Linked DNA regions of Homo sapiens: region 2 is linked to region 1. A link is an interaction called in ENCODE POLR2A ChIA-PET data of the cell type or tissue named here. Cell type or tissue: Caco-2. All regions are shown on one strand. Links, peaks and the distances in the headings refer to the core of each region. The heading gives the core; the rest is flanking DNA. Region 1 holds the start of ANP32A-IT1 (ANP32A intronic transcript 1). Region 2 overlaps FEM1B (fem-1 homolog B).

The links. Peaks named below come from ENCODE experiments on the same cell type or tissue, not always from the same donor. Only the 100,000 strongest peaks of a DNase experiment are listed, where the experiment ranks them.
Region 2: POLR2A ChIA-PET joins it to region 1 with 11 read pairs; 13 of 35 experiments call an interaction of 5 or more read pairs at or near these places.

The regions. Positions count from the first base shown.
Region 1 is chr15:68,803,065-68,811,650 of GRCh38, reverse strand. All of the region lies in intron 1 of ANP32A (acidic nuclear phosphoprotein 32 family member A), which reads left to right. ANP32A-IT1 (ANP32A intronic transcript 1) reads left to right here and starts at 4,550. Exons shown (of 1, transcript NR_026808.1): 1 at 4,550-7,830. RefSeq lists an enhancer at 1-34. In Caco-2, for the core only: no CTCF peak of the experiment used is centred there; no DNase peak of the experiment used is centred there.
Region 2 is chr15:68,285,721-68,294,306 of GRCh38, reverse strand. It overlaps FEM1B (fem-1 homolog B), which reads right to left. Exons shown (of 2, transcript NM_015322.5): 2 at 1-4,700. The coding sequence ends at 3,065. Among named protein-coding and RNA genes, the nearest start is that of FEM1B, 12 kb to the right of the region's middle. RefSeq lists an enhancer at 8,318-8,586. In Caco-2, for the core only: no CTCF peak of the experiment used is centred there; no DNase peak of the experiment used is centred there.

The DNA.
Region 1 (8,586 bases), core at 465-8,464:
GGAGTTACTTTTTCCCACTAGGAATTCACTACAGTCCTGACATTGGACTCTAGGTAGTTTCTACTGAGGGTAAGTGACTCGTCCCTCTTCTGGGCAACTCTTTTTCTTACTGCCCTCAGCAGCTATTTCAGGCCTCCACCCCTTCCCTCCCGGCCAGGACGTCCTCTTCACAGAAAATGGAAACCTCCTGGTTTCTTAAGTAGTTGTGAGGCTGAACCTGCCTTAATCCCTCCCAGTTCAGTGGTCTTCTTGTCTTGTCCATCCCTCCCTCAGTTCCCTTGTTCCTCCTGGGCACCTAGCCACTCCTGTCCTTTGGATTCTTCTCCAGCTGGGGATGCTTCTCCCATCTTAAAGCAAAGACTCTAATTGATCCCGTGTTGCGCTGTAGTTACTGCCCATCCCACTCTTCTCCCTACTCCCTAAACTTTCTGAATTGTCTATCTTCTCCATCCTGTCACCTCTCTTACTCCACCACGTGAAGTCTGGTTTGCTTCCTAAATAGTGCCAAGAATCCCAACAGCCTTCATTTCTTATCTTGCATGATGTCTCAGTGGCGGGATTCAGCATTCTTTTTTTTTTTTTTTTTTCCCAGACAGAGTCTCACTCTGTGGCCCATGTTGGAGTGCGCAGTGGCTTGATCTCAGCTCACTGCAACCTCGACCTCCTGGGTTCAAGCGATTCTCGTGCCTCAGCCTCCCGAGTAGCTGGGATTACAGGTGTCCACCACCACGCCCGGATAACTTTTTTATTTTTAGTAGAGAAGGGGTTTCACCATGTTGGCTAGGCTGATCTCGAACTCCTGACCTCAAGTGATCTGCCTGCCTCGGCCTCCCAAAGTGCTGGGATTACAGGCGTGAGCCACTGCGCCCGGCTGGGATTCAGCATTCTTGACTTTATGATAGATGCTCTCCCTTTCTCTGGTATATCTTCTACGGCTCTAGTCACTGCTCAGTTTCTGGTGTCCTGTTGCTCTCCTGTTTAGCCATGAAGTATTGACTTAGTCAAACTTGGGCGCTGGGCATTCTTATCCTGTATTCTCTCCAGTTGGAAATTTGTCCTTCCTCACTGACAGCTGCAGGTACTGCGTGCTGCTCTCTGAGGTTTGAAGTTTACTGCTTGAGTAAGCTTGAGACCCACCTGATGTCTCCACCTGGGTGCTCCAAAAGTGCCCTACTCTTAAGTCCAAAGGGAACCCATGTCCTCTGTCCCTTGCCCACCACTGCCCACACACACACACTCATGATCCTCTTTCCATCCATCATCATCACAAGTCTTGTCTGTTTAAAACATGCTCTGTTGCTTGCCACTGATCTCCCTGTATCATAGTCTAGTCTTCTTGAAGCCATGCTGTGACCTTCAACTAGAATGATCTTATCAAAACACACATGTAATGTCACCCCATACTTAAAATTCACCATTGTTCCTAGGATAAAGTCCCAAATCTTTAATAAGACCAACAAGGTGCTGCATGGTCTGGCCACTTCCCGTCATCTGTTCCCTTGCCCCACTCTCTCTGGGCCTCCCTGGCTGCCTCTCATTCCTGCAAACCTGTGCCACACTGAGATTGCCACTGTATCCAGTTAGCATCTAGTCATCTTTACCATCTCCAGCCTCCTCCGTCAGGTTTAGATCTAGTTCTTTTGCCAGAAAACTCTTACAGAACTTTTCCCTCAGAGTGCTTCAGTTTGTAACTACATATTCCAGATTATGAGTGTTTAATTAGCATCTCTGTCCCCTTGCCTAATGGGTGCACTGCACGATTTGAGGGACTTGCTTTTGCTCATCATTGTGGTCTTCAGAGCTCCACACTGTGCCTGGCACATGGTAAGCATTCTAGAAGTACTGATGGAGTGAAGGATCTGTGGTACTTATACCTTCTTGTCACTTTCATCACCTACCGGTTGGTACATCAAGCACGAAGCCACTGAAACGAAGCGCACACCTTCACACCCGCACCCCCACGCCCGCTGGTGTGACTTTCTGATGGAGTTGCTCTGGGTGGGTGATGCACACTTCTTAGGTCGCTGGTCATCATGTTTTTCTCATTATCACATCCCTTATCAGTAAACAATTTGAACCTGAGCCCCAGTATGTCTACCTTGCAGTTATGGATTATTCACATACACTACCTATAAATATGGACATTATAAAATGTAACGCCAAAAATATAAATTAAAAAGGATACATTTAAACATCTAAAAAGTCCTGAAATTCTTGCATCCCAGTGGATTGGCTTGGGCAGTCCACATAAGAGACTACTGTTCTAATTAATTGCTCGTTTTATTTTAAATTCAGTTACTAAAGTTCACTCTGTAAAAGAAACGCTCATACCTTCCTAGACACTGCTTGTTAAGATCTCTCCAGCTCTAGTGTGTGATGAGTAGGGGTAGGGGACATTCACAGTCTCCCTTTAATACAATAAGCTAGCTTGCCCGAGATCCTTGGTGAATCAAGGCTCCACTGCCGTGTGTCAGCTTGGTGCTCTTTGTTTAGGCTGTGTGGACAGATCCACCAAAGTCCCCTCCAGTCACCCCTGGGGTCCCACAGAGGTAAACCCCCGGGTTCTCTCTGCCCATGTCCTGAGAGGCCAGGAAGTAGCTACGATAAGGATTCCATCAGCCATAGACTCAGGGTGGGTGGGAAGGTGGCTTTCTCCTAGTTATCTTGGAGTGGGGAACAAGTAAGAGGCAGGATGTGTGGGCTGGAAGGGCAGAGACAGAGGTGCACAGTGAAGCTTGAAAGAGAGAGGCCCGCAGAGTGTGTTTGCTGAGAGATTTCAGCAAAGTTGTGCTGGAACTCTGCAGCCAGCAGTGCCCAGTGCTGGGTTTCTGGATTCTGCTGCCTCCTGTAGAATTCGTGAGAACTACGTGTGTATGCATGTGCGTGTGCAGGGGGTGATAGGGTGGAGGCAAGGGCCTGTCATTCTCAATTTAGAGGAATTACTTTCAGATTTCTTCAGGGACCATGCATCTGGAGGAGGGACTCATCTTCAATTTATGTAACCAACTGTCACCTTAGCCATTGGCTTCATGGGCAGGCCTAAGTGGTGTAACTGAATGGACGGGTGAGGGGAGTCCACTGATATGGCCTGTGTGCCCAGCATCGGGAATGAGACAAGGAGTTGTATAAATGCTATGTAAGTATTTTTGTAGCAAATTTAATTTCTTGAATCCAGTCCTTGCATCCTGGGCTGGGTAGGAGAGAAGAGAGTGGTTATAGTGGATGGTGGTGCCTGGCTCCTGTGGTGGAGCTGGAGTGATGGAGCATAGCACATACACTGCAGGGAAGAAGGTGTGTGGTTAGTAAAGCCGATTTCAACCCCAGCTGTGGATCAGAACTGCCAGGGGAGCATCTGAAGCAATACCCAGGCTCTGCCTGAACTGAATCAGTCTCTGAGGGTGGTGCCCCAGTCCGTGTATTTTTAGAAAGCTCTAAAGGGGACTCTAAAGCACAGTTGGGAACCACCCCATGGAGCAGGGTGCAGAGCTTCACAGCAGGTAGGAAGAAGTAACTAAGTGGAAACTAGAGGAAAATGGAGCAGAGAAACCAGGAAATAGGAAAGAAGGATGCAGGATTTAATCTGCTGGGGTTCAGGGATCCGCTCCTTGACCTGCCCCCCACATCCCCACCACCATGGGATTGTTCACACAACCACGTTCTGCTCATCACACTTGGAATTTTTCATTTACGTGTATCTCAGGATGCTGCTCCTGGGAGTGTCAAGTGGGCATTACCGATCAAGACTGGACTTGGCCCATCCTTCATGTCCAGCTCTTGAGAGGCCGTGGACCTTTTGTAAAAGGGCGGGGGCCCAGGCGCAGACCCAGGCAGTCAGGTACAGTGGGCAGTAGTGCTTGAGAACTGCTGAGCCTGAGGATGTTGGCAGGTCACCTCACTGAGCCTCAGTTGCCACATCTGTGAAACGGTGAATAACCTGCTTCCCAGAGCTTGTTGTTAGCACGGAAAGAAATATCGTTTATGCCAGGTATGGGTTGTAGACGGACCCTGAAGGTTAGATTCTACCCGTCAGGGCTTGAATGAGCTGTTTGGTCAGCGGTGGGGGTGGGGTGGAGTCAGCCCCTCTCCAGAAGGTGCTTGCTGGGGTGGGAGCAAGTCTGAGAAGAGCTGTCTCGGCCTGCCCCAGGAGGAGGCCTCGCCTGGAGCTGTGAAGCGGAGGGGAGGGGCAGGGAGGCTCTGGGCAAAGGAGAGACTCCCCCCCCCCCGTTTTCTGTGGAGGTGGGGCGGGAGGAATACCAGCCAAGCTGCAGGCATCCCCTTGCCCCGGGCCTCTTCTGGGGTGGGGGCTGTCGCGCTGGCTCACCTTTCCCATAGCAGTTGCTCCGTGACCCTAGCCTTCTTGCCTTTAAACTCCCCTCTGGCTGCAGAAGTCTGGGCCAGCCTCTCCCAGTCCTTTATCTTTCATTCATACAGCTCCTGAGAGGTCCCCTTTTCTGGGAAGCCCTCCTCAACTCACTGGAAGAAAGGGAGCAAACTGTGTCCACCTAGGTGACATAAAGGTAAAAGTCCTGGGGACTTCCAGGGCACGCAGCAGCGTTCGCCTCTCAGCCAAGTCCAATAGCACTCACTTAGGTGTGCATCTGTGGCTTTCTCTCTGTCTGGTCAGTGCTCCTTTATATGTCCATACCCCCTGCCAGAGGGCAGCATTGACGGTGTACAGAGCCCAGTGTGACTCTCCTGCAGCTGGGGACATAGAAGAGCTCTGTGACGATGGCAGATGTGGTTCTCCAGCCTCTTGCCTGGCTGCCAGTGGGAGTAGCCTGTCTGTTCTGGCACAGGGGGCTGTTCCATATGGAGGGTCAGAAACTGGCCTTCACAGCCACCCAGGCGTTCCTTCCACTTCTGCACGTCTTCCTTTCCCCATGAAGATTTGGGTGTACCCTGGTTGTGGTCTCTGAAGACTGGGCAGGCCTGTACTTTGTGAAGCTTTCAGCTGTCTCTGGTAGGCCTGATGAAGCCTATCTGCAGAGGTTGGCCTGAAGCCATAATGAGCAGTTCTGTTCTTTTTAGCCCTTGTCTAGTTTATGGCTCTGTTGCAGACATGCCTTTCTGTGTCTTGGTTAAAAGTACTGGTGTGTCTTTGCATTTAGGTGTGGTCTGTGAGTCTGGGAAGGCTTCTAGAGGAGAGCCCTCCAGGGTTGCTCTTTGGGGTGGGAGTAGTGGGAGCGGAAATGGAACGCTGACTGCCCTCTTAAAGCCAGAAGGGTACTTCATTCAGGGCAGGCAGTTGGCATGTGTAGGCACTCAGGAGTCTTCCTTCAGTTTCAGCGGCCGGTGTTCATCATCAGGAGTGGCAGGGTTGGATATGGGAGTGAGAATGTGCCTCTGAGATTGACCAGTGGCCATAGACTCCAGCAAGATGTGCATCTTGGTCTGAGAGGCACCCACTGTACCAGAAACCAGACTTGTATCGACCAATGGCTTATTAGCCCCAGGAGGCTTATTACTGCCACAAATGTCCCTGATGGTGAGCAGCACTTGGCCACTACTGTCTGATGTTAACCAGAGTTATGGGGGTGGTTTCTGCAAATACACAATACTGTGGAGGGGTTATGTGGCTTACCCAGAGGTGCCCAGATAGCAAATGAAGGTGTAAGATTGGAATCCCTGTCTTTCTGGTTGACCCTTGGCTTGGCTAATCATTCATTCATTCATTCCACACACATTGATGAATGCCGACTCTGTACTGGGTTCTGTTCTAGGAACTAGACAGACACATCACCTATGCTGCTCTTGTGGGGCTTCTGTTCCGCTGGGGGAGACAGTCAGTAGTAAGCCTTCAAGCAAAGGCATGGCTGCTGGTGTGATGAGTGCCATGAAGACCCATAAGGCTGCGTTAAAGGAGATGGGTGGTCCAGGAAGGCCTCTCTGAGGAGGTGGCATTTGAGCACTCAAGTGCCTTACACTGGACTTCTGACCCCATGAGCTGGAACTTAGGATATCTGATCTAGAAGTACCTCTAGAAGTCCTCTTCCCAATAAACAAGCTAAGGCCCAGTGAGCTTAAGGTGTGAATTCATGGGATGATTCATGGGAAAGATGAAATTAAACCCAAGAAGGACAAGTATAATAGCCGGCCACTGCTCTGCTCACACCAGCCTTGGGCTCCAGCCCTCTGCCTTTTCATCCCAGAATGTGTTTTATTATCTTCAAGACTCAGCCCTTTGAAAGATTTAGACTTCCAAATTGCATTTATTAACAATAATACATTTATTTTCTCATGGCTGGGTGTGGGGAGGGGGTAGAAATTTTAAACACATTTGTGACGGTTGATCAGCCCTCCAGGTAAGGCAACGGCTGACTGCCTGGAGCTGGTGTTTTTCCTGCCTAGGCGGAGACACCGCCCAATTTTGTACCACCAGCTGCCGTCACTGTCAGAGTGGAATTTCCATTGGTGTTTCTGAAATAGCAGTGTTTCCTGGAGGACCCCCATTTGTACTTTCTGGATTCCATCTGGACCTGGTTTAGGGGGTTAGATGCTTTTGAATGGGGGCTGGAGAGACCCTACTGATGCCTCTGACCAGAGATGGTGAGGCAGGACTCACAGGGCCCCCAGGGTTTATTTTAGGGAGAGAGAAGCCCACAGTTAAATCAGAGGTCACAAATACAGCAGCAGACCCCACCTCTCCCAAGGACCAGACTGAGCTATAATTGGCCAATAATTTCATCTAAAAGCAGGAATCCTACATCAATTTGAAAGGAGCTTCTGGCTGAAGTAAGACTTTATTAATTAGCCTGTTAGGAAAATAGTTTCCCAGTATTATGAGGGCTGGATAATTTCATGCCCACTGTTTTTCTTGAAGCTTCTCAAAGGCAGACACAGCCGCGTGCAGCGGCTCACGCCTACAATCTCAGCACGTTGGGAGGTCGAGGCAGGTGGATCACGAGGCCAGGAGATCGAGACCATCCTGGCCAACATGGTGAAACCCCATCTCTACAAAAATACAAAAATTAATTGGGCGTGGTGGTGGGCGCCTGTAATCCCAGCTACTCAGGAGGCTGAGGCAGGAGAATCAGAGGTTGCAGTGAACCGAGATTGTGCCACTACACTCCAGCCTGGCCACAGAGCGAGACTCAGAAAACAAGGGAAGACACTAGATTTTCATTTTTGTACTAAATAGAAAAAGTAATATCTTTTTAAAAATGTGTTTTGTTTGTTTTTAACTGTTTGTTCATGCCAATGTGCCAGGCACCATATTTATTCTTTAATCTATACAGAAATGCTGCTGGATGAATGGAATTATGCTCACTCTGCCAATGAGGGAACCAAGGCTCAGAAAGGTTAAGTAACCAACCTAAGGTCAGGTAGTACTGAGGAGCTGTGCTTGGATACAAAACCAGGTCATCCAACCTGGAATCTTAGCTTTGACCCCCAACCTTCTCCCGGCAACTTTGATGATAATATGGAAATACCTTAGACTCTTGACTTGACTTTACTTTCTCTTCTCTGTTATAAAATCTGCTACATTTCTTTTCCTGGGAAAGCGAAATAGATTATGCCAAAAGTTCTGATTTTTAAAAATGTTTTATTGTGGGCCGGGCGCAGTGGCTCATGCCTGTAATCCCAGGACTTTGGGAGGCCGAGGTGGGTGGATCATGAAGTCAGGAGATCAAGACCATCCTGGCCAACACAGTGAAACCCCATGTCTACTAAAAATACAAAAATTAACTGGGCTTGGTGGTGCACGCCTGTAATCCCAGCTACTCAGGAGGCTGAGGCAGGAGAATCCCTTGAACCTGGGAGGCGGAGGTTGTAGTGAGCCGAGATTGTGCCACTGCACTCCAGCCTGGCAACAGAGCAAGACTCCGTCTCAAAAAAAAAAAAAAAAAAAAAAGTTTGTGAAATAGAGCACATAAAACCAAACAATATGTGTGAGATTTAATGATTTTTGTCCTATTTTTTTTCTATTTATTATTTAATACTTTCAGGGGTATCCTAGTAAAAGCGACTTTCCATGTGCCTGCCTGTGCCTTTCTGTGCCAGGGTCTTAAGAAATGTGTGTGGGTTTCCTCTGTGGCTCTGACACTCCATCAAACACCAGGGCTTGTGCACGCAGGTGAGAAGCATACCCAGGTGCCTCAGAGATATTGAAGAGGGTCTGGAATGTGGGAGAGAGGCAAATGGCTTTCCAATAAAAGTAGGCTAAGACATAATTAGGGGCTTAGGTGCTGCTTTAAAAAATAAGTAGCAGTGTATTCCAGACTCCTCTAAGAAAAGAGAATTGCTCATTGTGGAACAGGCATGGCAATGCAGTGCCTTTGCCTGGAACACCTTGCTGCTGCCATCACTAAGACCCATTCTGGGACAAGAGGAGGCTTACCCCTTATTGAGTATCTGCCATGAGCTTTGTGTGGTCCTTGCTTGCTAGGTACTTGGCAAGCATTATCTTTTTTACCTTTTAAAACACCCCTGAGGTGTAGGTAAGGCCACCCATTTCCTGACAGAGATTGGCCTACAAAGGTCAGATGGCTTCCGGGGCACACTGAGCGGCCCTTGTGTGTCGGAATGTTCCCTTCTGTTTGTCCCTTCCAGGCTGGACACTTTGGGAGCAGAAGTCAAAGACACCTT
Region 2 (8,586 bases), core at 587-8,586, 520 kb after region 1:
CTTTGGGGTTTGGTTTATTTAAAATTCCCACAGCAAAGAACCTTAACGTGATTGGGCTGTGGGCTACTAGAGCAACCAGGGTGGACTGAAAAAGCTATGTTTTCAGTGTCAGTTCTAATGTAAAAATGTTCCCCTTCTTTATCAATCGAGGGGATGGGTTTGCCGCCCATTCCTTGAGTTAAATAGTTAACTTCATAGTTCAATTTTGCCAACTCTATCAAGTGCATAAAACCCACTTAAGTTTCTCATGATTTGCGAATGAAAACATCCACCTGGGCCTCCCTAGCTCATCCAGATTTATATAACAATTACTGAACAGGACAGAGAAGTTTTGGTTGAATCTGTAATACCATCAATGAAGATTTACAATTCAAAGCATAAGTATACCAATAGTAAACATCAAATGACCAAAGTGGCTGCAAAATGGAGACAGCCTAGAGTTCACAGAGGGCTGAGATATAGAACTATCATTTTCTTACCTATTTTCCTTTTTTAAAAAAAAATTAAGTTGGGGAAGGGTCTGGCTAAACATATTTTCAAACAATTCTACCAAAAACATTTTAAAAAAACAGGCATGTAGATCACTTATTTCAAAAATGATTTTATACAGGTGTTTCACAATACACATTTGGATTGATTTTACAAGATAGAATTAGATTCTCAGCAAGATACTACACAATTTACCACTATACTAAACAAACAAAAAATCTAATTACCATTAGCATAGTTCATAGTTTATTCCACTGTCTTCAAATTCGTTCTCCACCCTGTCAGCATTTCAATCAACAGTTTTACTTTCTTCAGCATTGTCTTCCCTTCTCAAAATAGAATGTCATTAAATTTTGATGTCTGAATATGTACATATAATCATTATTCTCATTTTATAAATAAGCAGTGTCTTAAATAGTGCTGGTCCTGGGTAGCCAAAGGGATGAAATGTGTTTTTAAAACATGCAACATTATCTGATATTTTAAGTTTTGATGTTTAAATAAAAATAATATACATTAATAATGGAACCAACTGAATACCAAGTATCAAAGCTATTCCTTAGACTGTCCAATAAGCAGGCCTTGTAGTTTGAAAAATAAAGGGTCTGATCTGAACTGTGGAAAAAGCATGATTCACTCACCTTGAAGAAGTGCATTTTCTCTTTCAGGCCACTGAGAGTTGCTAAGAGCAAGGTACAGTATTTCCTTGATTCATACCAGGAGGATCAAGTCTGGTAATTTTCAAATTAGGGCTCACTCAAATAAATACCTCCATTTAAGCCAACCTAAAAACCTTCCTTGTAAAATCTCAGGTTAGGAAAATAGGTATCTATTACCATGACAGAATTTACCATCAAAACCTTCCTAACTGAAGCAAGAAGACAAAGTATAATGATAGCAACTGTAAAAAGTATCTTGCATCCTTGGGGGATAGTCCCCCCTTCTGTCCCCTCCCATCCTTCAAAATATTTCATTTTGTGGGGTATCTCTATTTTATTTAAGGCCCTAGGGTGCTGATTTTGGCTTGGTCATTGTTTTATACTGATCCAACTGCAACCTTTCTCTTACACTTTACAAAGCATTATCCATATATAAAATGTTAATTGAAACCTTTTTTTTTAAGTTTATATCTGATGCTGCTACATCATTATAATGCTTTTCATTAAAGAAAAAAAAAAAGCTACAGGTCTTCACTTACAGTACCATGCACTATGAGTAGCTAAGGCATTCATTTGGCACTAGAGAGAAAATTACAGATACAGCTAATTTTGCTTTCATTATCATTTTTAACATCAATAGAAATAAGCATATAACTTTCACTTGAATTTCTGTAATGCTTAAAAGATAATCACAGAATACCCTTTTAGTTTGACAGTTACAATGTTGCCATTAAAACAAAACAAAAAAACCATAAAGACCTCTGTATAGCCTGTAGGAATAAGTGACATTTTGTGGTTGAAAAATTTGCAGCTCTCAGACACAATTACCTTTCAAGTGGCATTGAGAATTATTTTCATCATAAAAAACATGTAAGTTCCTATACCACACTAGTGATATTTCTACTTCTTGTCACAGACTAAGAAAGTGAAAAAATTCAAACATATCCTGGTTCCTTTTCATCTGTCATAAGTAAAATACCTTATTAGGGAGGCATAAATAATGCCTTCTGGAAAAGTAGTTTCCAAATTTTAAAAGATACAGGAGAAAAAGGGAAAAGGGGACAAAAATAGAATGTATAACTACACTGTGACAATTTGTTTCATAAGAAAACAGCATTCATAATTTTTACATGTCTATGAGCTGAATCAAATAGACTGCTGCAATTTAGATAAATTTCATTAAAATAGACTTTGAAGAATTCAAGCCTAAAGGCAGAGTCCATCAAGATTCTCTGAAAAGTTGGTTTAAGATGATAACCATTTTGTATATACTACCCAGCATAATGCAACAATTTCAAATGGATTTAAATTTATAAATTTGTAACTATTATTAAATTAGCACATTTTCCAGATTAATCTGCAGCTATTTTTTAAAAATCCTCCTGAATGCTAAAATGTGCTGCATCACTCCGTATAAATAATGGAAGAGTGTAAACTATCTACAGCAGTTTGGCATGTGCAGAACACCTGGATATCCCATTCCTCTTAATGTTCCTTTTTAGCTCTTTTTCTTCATAAAATCCTCAAAACTGCTGCATGGATAACATGCTGACATAGGCTTAACAGAAATACTTTTGTAAGCAGCTGTTTAAAACATTATCAACTTGAAATTATAAATGTCCCTTGTTACATAAACAAAACATTTTATATCTGTTCCTTTAAAAAAAAGAAAGACAAATAGGTAACCAATATGCAAATACCTTATAGTTACACCAAAACAATGTGGTTTTGTTAAAGTCTGTCTGAAATCAATTACCATGAGGCAAGAAAAACAAATACAGAACTAAGGAAGGATGGGATGGGAGGAAGGGTAGTGGAAAGAAAAGCAGAATTTATGAACACATAATTCTACTGTCTGTGATTAAAAGTCCTTTACTTTTTAGCACCACATTAAACGACTTTACATATCCAGTCACTTAATGAAATCCAACAAACTCTTCAAGAGTTCTGGGGATCTGGTCTTGGTAGTTAATGTCATTAGCCCGAACTGCTCGGGCAGCCAGGCACTTGAGACTCATCTTCATTTGAGTTTTAAGCAGTATTTCAGATACCCCAGTTGTACTTTTGTCTAGCGGAGTCTTATTCTGTTTATTCGTCATGTCAGTGTGAGCTCCGGCTTCAACTAGGCTAATGATGATGGAGTGCAAGGTCAAAAAATCACTGATGGGCCTGTTGTACTGAACGATAATATGAAGGGCACTGTTTCCCTCATTGTCCACGGCATTCACCTCAGCACCACAGTCCAGCAGGAGCTTTGTGACAAGTGCATTTGGAAAGCTGCAGACGTCATTGGTGTGGAAATCATCAACTGGAGTATTGGAATTGACAGCCAGATGCAGCAAGGTGAAACCTTCACGAGTTCTGGGATCAAGGTGAATCAGGTTGTAGATCTGCTTGTTAATTTTGCACTGATCTTCTTCGCTGCACTGTGTTTTGGTAGAGATGCACACTAAATACAGAAAGGTATAGAGATTACATTCATAATTGTCCATAGCATTGTGGACATCAGCATCTGAAATATTTTTCACTCTGTTCATACTTTGTTCTATTTCCAAAACACTGCATCTCAAAACACATTCTATGTCTGGGGCCTTCACAGTTTCATTCAAATGTATCATTTGTGAGAAAACTTGAGCAAATCGAAGAAGATCCTTGTGGGTGTTCCTGTTACCTTTTTGTCTGAGGTGCAGGGCATGAAGCCACAACTTGATACACTGCTCAAATTCCATATTATCCGCATAAACAGCTCCTCTGTAAATGATGGGATGAGAAACATCAATATTGTCAGCACCTAAAATCCGTTCCCGAACTATAAGGCCTTCCATATGAAGAGCATCTCTGTCTTGCCGAATGGACTCCAGTTCCTGAGGATTTCTACATTCAGTTCTATTCCCATAAGCATGGATTGGTGGAAGAACCTCTTTTTCGAGAATGTTATCACCATCTTGGAACCTCTCTAACATGGCTAAATATAGATAGTGGTATGTCTTTATGATGTCATAGTTCTCACGGTCATTTGCAAAGGAGGCACCCAAGAGTTCCAAAGCTTCAATCCGACTTCTTCGGTCGCAATCAGCATGAGAGAGTAACAGTTCTACGACATCAGCTTTACAGCTTTCGGCAGCTACTTTCAATGGCGTCATCCCATGGCCATTCACTACTATAGCAGCACGCCATTTTATCAGCTCTTTCACAATATCTATGTGCCCAGCTTCAGCTGCAAAGTGCAATGCTGTGGCTCCACAATGTGCTTTGGCATTGGGATCAGCACGTTGTTCTAAAAGGTATCTGACCACATCAGTGTGTCCCTTATATGCCGCAATCATTAGGCAGGTGTTGTCATATTTGTTGGCAATGCTGATGTTGGCATTATTTTCAACCAAGTATTTCACAATGTCCAGTCTGCCATCAAAGCATGCTGCCCGCAGGGGGGTTGAATTAGTTACTGTGGTATGGTTCACGTTGGCTCCATGGCTGACTAGAAGTTTAACAACTTCAAAATGTCCTGCTCCAGCTGCACACCAAAGAGCAGTGGCACCATCAATGACATACCTACACATGAAAAGAATAAGCAGTTAGATAACAGAGGCCACAGCCTAACATATGTTTAAGGGATGTATTCACTCCCACCGACCAAGACCTCACTCTCCAGAACATTAATAAAACATCAGTTCTCATGAAAATAAAAACAGGTAATTTAAGGAAAGCACTTTGCATAGTACTTGTACCTAATATAAAGCTCAATATATGCTAGCTATTACTGTTACTACTAGAGTATATAACCCTAAAAAACAAACCTGAAAAATCACGAACTTTCTACTAGCAAAAGTAAAGACACTTCAGAAGGCACAGAGGAAATGCGTGGAGGTAGCTTCTTCATCACCAAGTTGATTCACTGGTTACTAGGAGAACAGCATGTTCCTCCTTCCCAGTAGCCTCCAGGTAGCAAGCAGTTTCTGACAATTATGAAAGCCACCCCAACCCTACATTAAAGCTGTGTTAGACACTGCTTTAAGAAGAAAAAAATAAAGCAGGTAAGTTTCCCCTAAGCTAATTGAGTACTATACTACAGCAATGAGAATGAAATAATTACTGCTCCACACACAATATGAACAGATAACATAAACCTGATGCTGAGAAAAGAAGTCAGATGAACACAGCACATATTATATTATTACATTTACATACCTATCTGCAGTGTTAGAAGTGAGGATACTGGTTACTTTTGGGGAGAGGTAGTGAAATGGGAGAAAGCACAAAGGGGACTCTAGTAAACAAATATGTTCACTTTGTGAAATTTTTATATATTTATAATTAGTGCATTTTTCTCTAAGTTACGTTATGCTCCAATTTAAAAGTTTTAAAATGTATATGTATATGTGTGTGCATATACTGCTTGTCTGTGTGTTCCTCAATCAACCACTACAGGAAAAAAATACTAACAGCAGGAAATAATTAGCACTTTTGGAAAACCAAGCAGATATCTTCTCTGACATGACTGGACTTGTGGCTTCATACTTATCACTTACTTACTAAACATCTGATATGTGCTAGATTCACTACTTAACATACAAAATTAGACTATTGCTAGAGTCTGATCTTTCCCACCTTTCTACTGTCAATTTTTCCCCAACCTTAATTTCTAAATTTCTTACCACTAACCAAAAGACCTGATAAGTAGATTTTTGCTGGAGACAGTCTACTGTGCTAGAAGCAATAAGTACATTTGGAAGTGTTAAGAAGAAAGGTTGATCAAAGGAATATTCACTAGGGCAATTAAATATACACACCAAAAACCACACTAGTGAGCTTCTCACTATACAACCTTATAACACTGGTCAAATTATATCCCCCATGAAGTGGAAAAGAGAATAATGCTCCTGGTGCTATAGTTTGAATGTGTTCCCACCAAAATTCAGGTGTTGCCAAACGTGAATAGCATTAAGAGGTGATGTCTTGAAGAGGTGATTAGGTCATGAGGGCTCCTCCACTTGTGAATGAAATTAAGGACCACACACAAGAGGCGTTAGGCCTGGCATGGTGGCTCACGCCTATCATCTCAGTACTTTGGGAGGCTGAAGTGGGCAGATCACTTGAGGTCAGGAGTTCAAGACGAGCCTGGCCAACATGGTGAAACCCCATCTCTACCAAAAATACAGAAATTAGCCGGGCATGGTGGCACACGCCTATAATCCCAGATAGGAGCCTGAGGCAAGAGAATTGCTTGAACCTGGGAGGCAGAGGTTGCCGTGAGCTGACATCGTGCCACTGCACTCAGCCTGGGCAACAGAGCAAAACTTCATCTCAAAAAAAAAAAAAAAAAAAAAAGAGACGTTAGCAACGTTCCGCTGGCTTGCCTTTTCACCTTCCACCATGTGAGGACACAGGATTCCTCCCCTCTGGAGGATGCGGCCCTCACCAGACAACTGAACCTACTGGCACCTTGATCTTGAACATTCCAGCTTCCAGAAATATGAGAAATAAATTTCTGTTCATAAATTACAGTGTCAGGTATTTTGTTATAACACCACAGAACAGACTAAGACATATAAATATCATGGTTTAACCCCAGTTAACATCACCACAAAAAACAATACCCTTTATCACTTCTACTGAAAATACTCATTTTATAATAATTTAAGCAATTACTTCTTCAGTTTCAAATAATGACACAAAATGTTTATAAACAAAAGCCCTCTCAGTAACAGTGGCTACCTACAGAGAAGAGGCTAGGACTGGCTGGGAAGAGACTTGAAGGTACTGGAAATGTCCTACATTTTCATCTGGGTAGCAGCCACATGGATATTTAGGGAAAAAACTCACCAAACTGCATACTTAAGACCTCTGCATTTTACTGTATGTAAGACATACCTCAGAAAAGATCAGAAGCCTCCTAAAATTATTTTTCAAATTTTTATTTTTAAAAATGCATTTGTTAATTGATTTTTTTTAACTAAAGAATGAATCAGGCCGGGTGCGGTGGCTTATGCCTGTAATCCCAGCACTTTGGGAGGCCAAAGCAGGCGGATCACCGGAGGTCAGGAGTTCGAGACCAACCTGGCCAACATGGTGAAACCCCGTCTCTACCAATAATACAAAAATTAGCCAGGAGTGGTGGTGGCACATGCTTGTAATCCCAGCTACGCAGGAGGCTGAGGCAGGAGAATCACTTGAACCCAGGAGGCAGAGGTTGCAGTGAGCTGAGATTGCACCATTGCAATCCAGCCTGGGTGACAAGAGCAAAACTCCATCTCAAAAAAAAGAATGAATCAAGAAAATAAGACACTACATCAGTGATGCCAACTATATGTTTTGCAAACAATTCAGTTTAATTAAAATTCACTTTTGTTATTTTTTTGTTATGTTTTTATTGTCATGATTATGTAAAGTTCAATAAACATTTATTTATTGTCAAAAAATAACACTTGCAACAGCATCAGAAAATACCAATAAATAGTAATAAATCTAATGAAAAATGCACAAGACTTCTACACTGAAAACTACAAAACACTCCTGAGATAAGTAAATCTAAATAAATGGGAAAATATTCCATGTTCATGATCCAGAAGACTCTATAATGTTAAGATGTCGATTCTCCCTCAAAATGATCTATAGATTCGATATAAACCAAATGAAAATCCTAGCAGGTTGTGTGGTATATGTGTGTGTGTGTGTGTGTGTGTGAGTCCAAGAGGTCGAGGCTACAATGAGCCATGATCAGGCCACTGCACTCTTGCCTGAGCAACAGTGCGAGAACCTCTCTCTAAAATGGGAAGGAGAGAAAGAAAGAACTGACAGGCCAATTCAAAAAAGAATATGGAAATGCAAACAACCAAGATAATCTTCAAGAAAAATAAAGTTAGAGGACAAACTACAGTAATTAAAATAAGTGCTGGCACGGGGACAGAATAATATTATCAACAGACCAAAAAAAAAAAAAACTCCAGAAATAGATTCACACATACAGAATCCCTTGATTTCTGACAAAGGCTCCAGTGAAATTCAGGTAGAAAACATGGTCTTTTTAATAAATAGTTATGGAGCAACAAGATAATCTATATGGAAAATAATTAACCTTGATTCCTACCTCACAGTACATACAAAAATTAGAGACACAGTATAGACCTATAGTGTGAAAAGCTTCTCAAAATAAAAAAAAAGCCATAGACTATTCTTAATGAATTTAGTGTTGATCACAATTTCTGGAACAGAATACCAAAAAAAAAAAAAAGCATTAACCGTTAAAGAAAAAGAAAGTATTTATTGGATTTCATTAAAACCAGAACTTCCATTCATCAAAAAACATTATAAACAAAGCGATTAAGTGGCCAGGTGCAGTGGCTCACACCTGTAATCCCAGCACTGCGGGGGGGCTAAGAAGAGGACTGTTTGAACCTAAGAGTTCAAGACCAGCCTGCGCGACACAGCAAGATCCTGT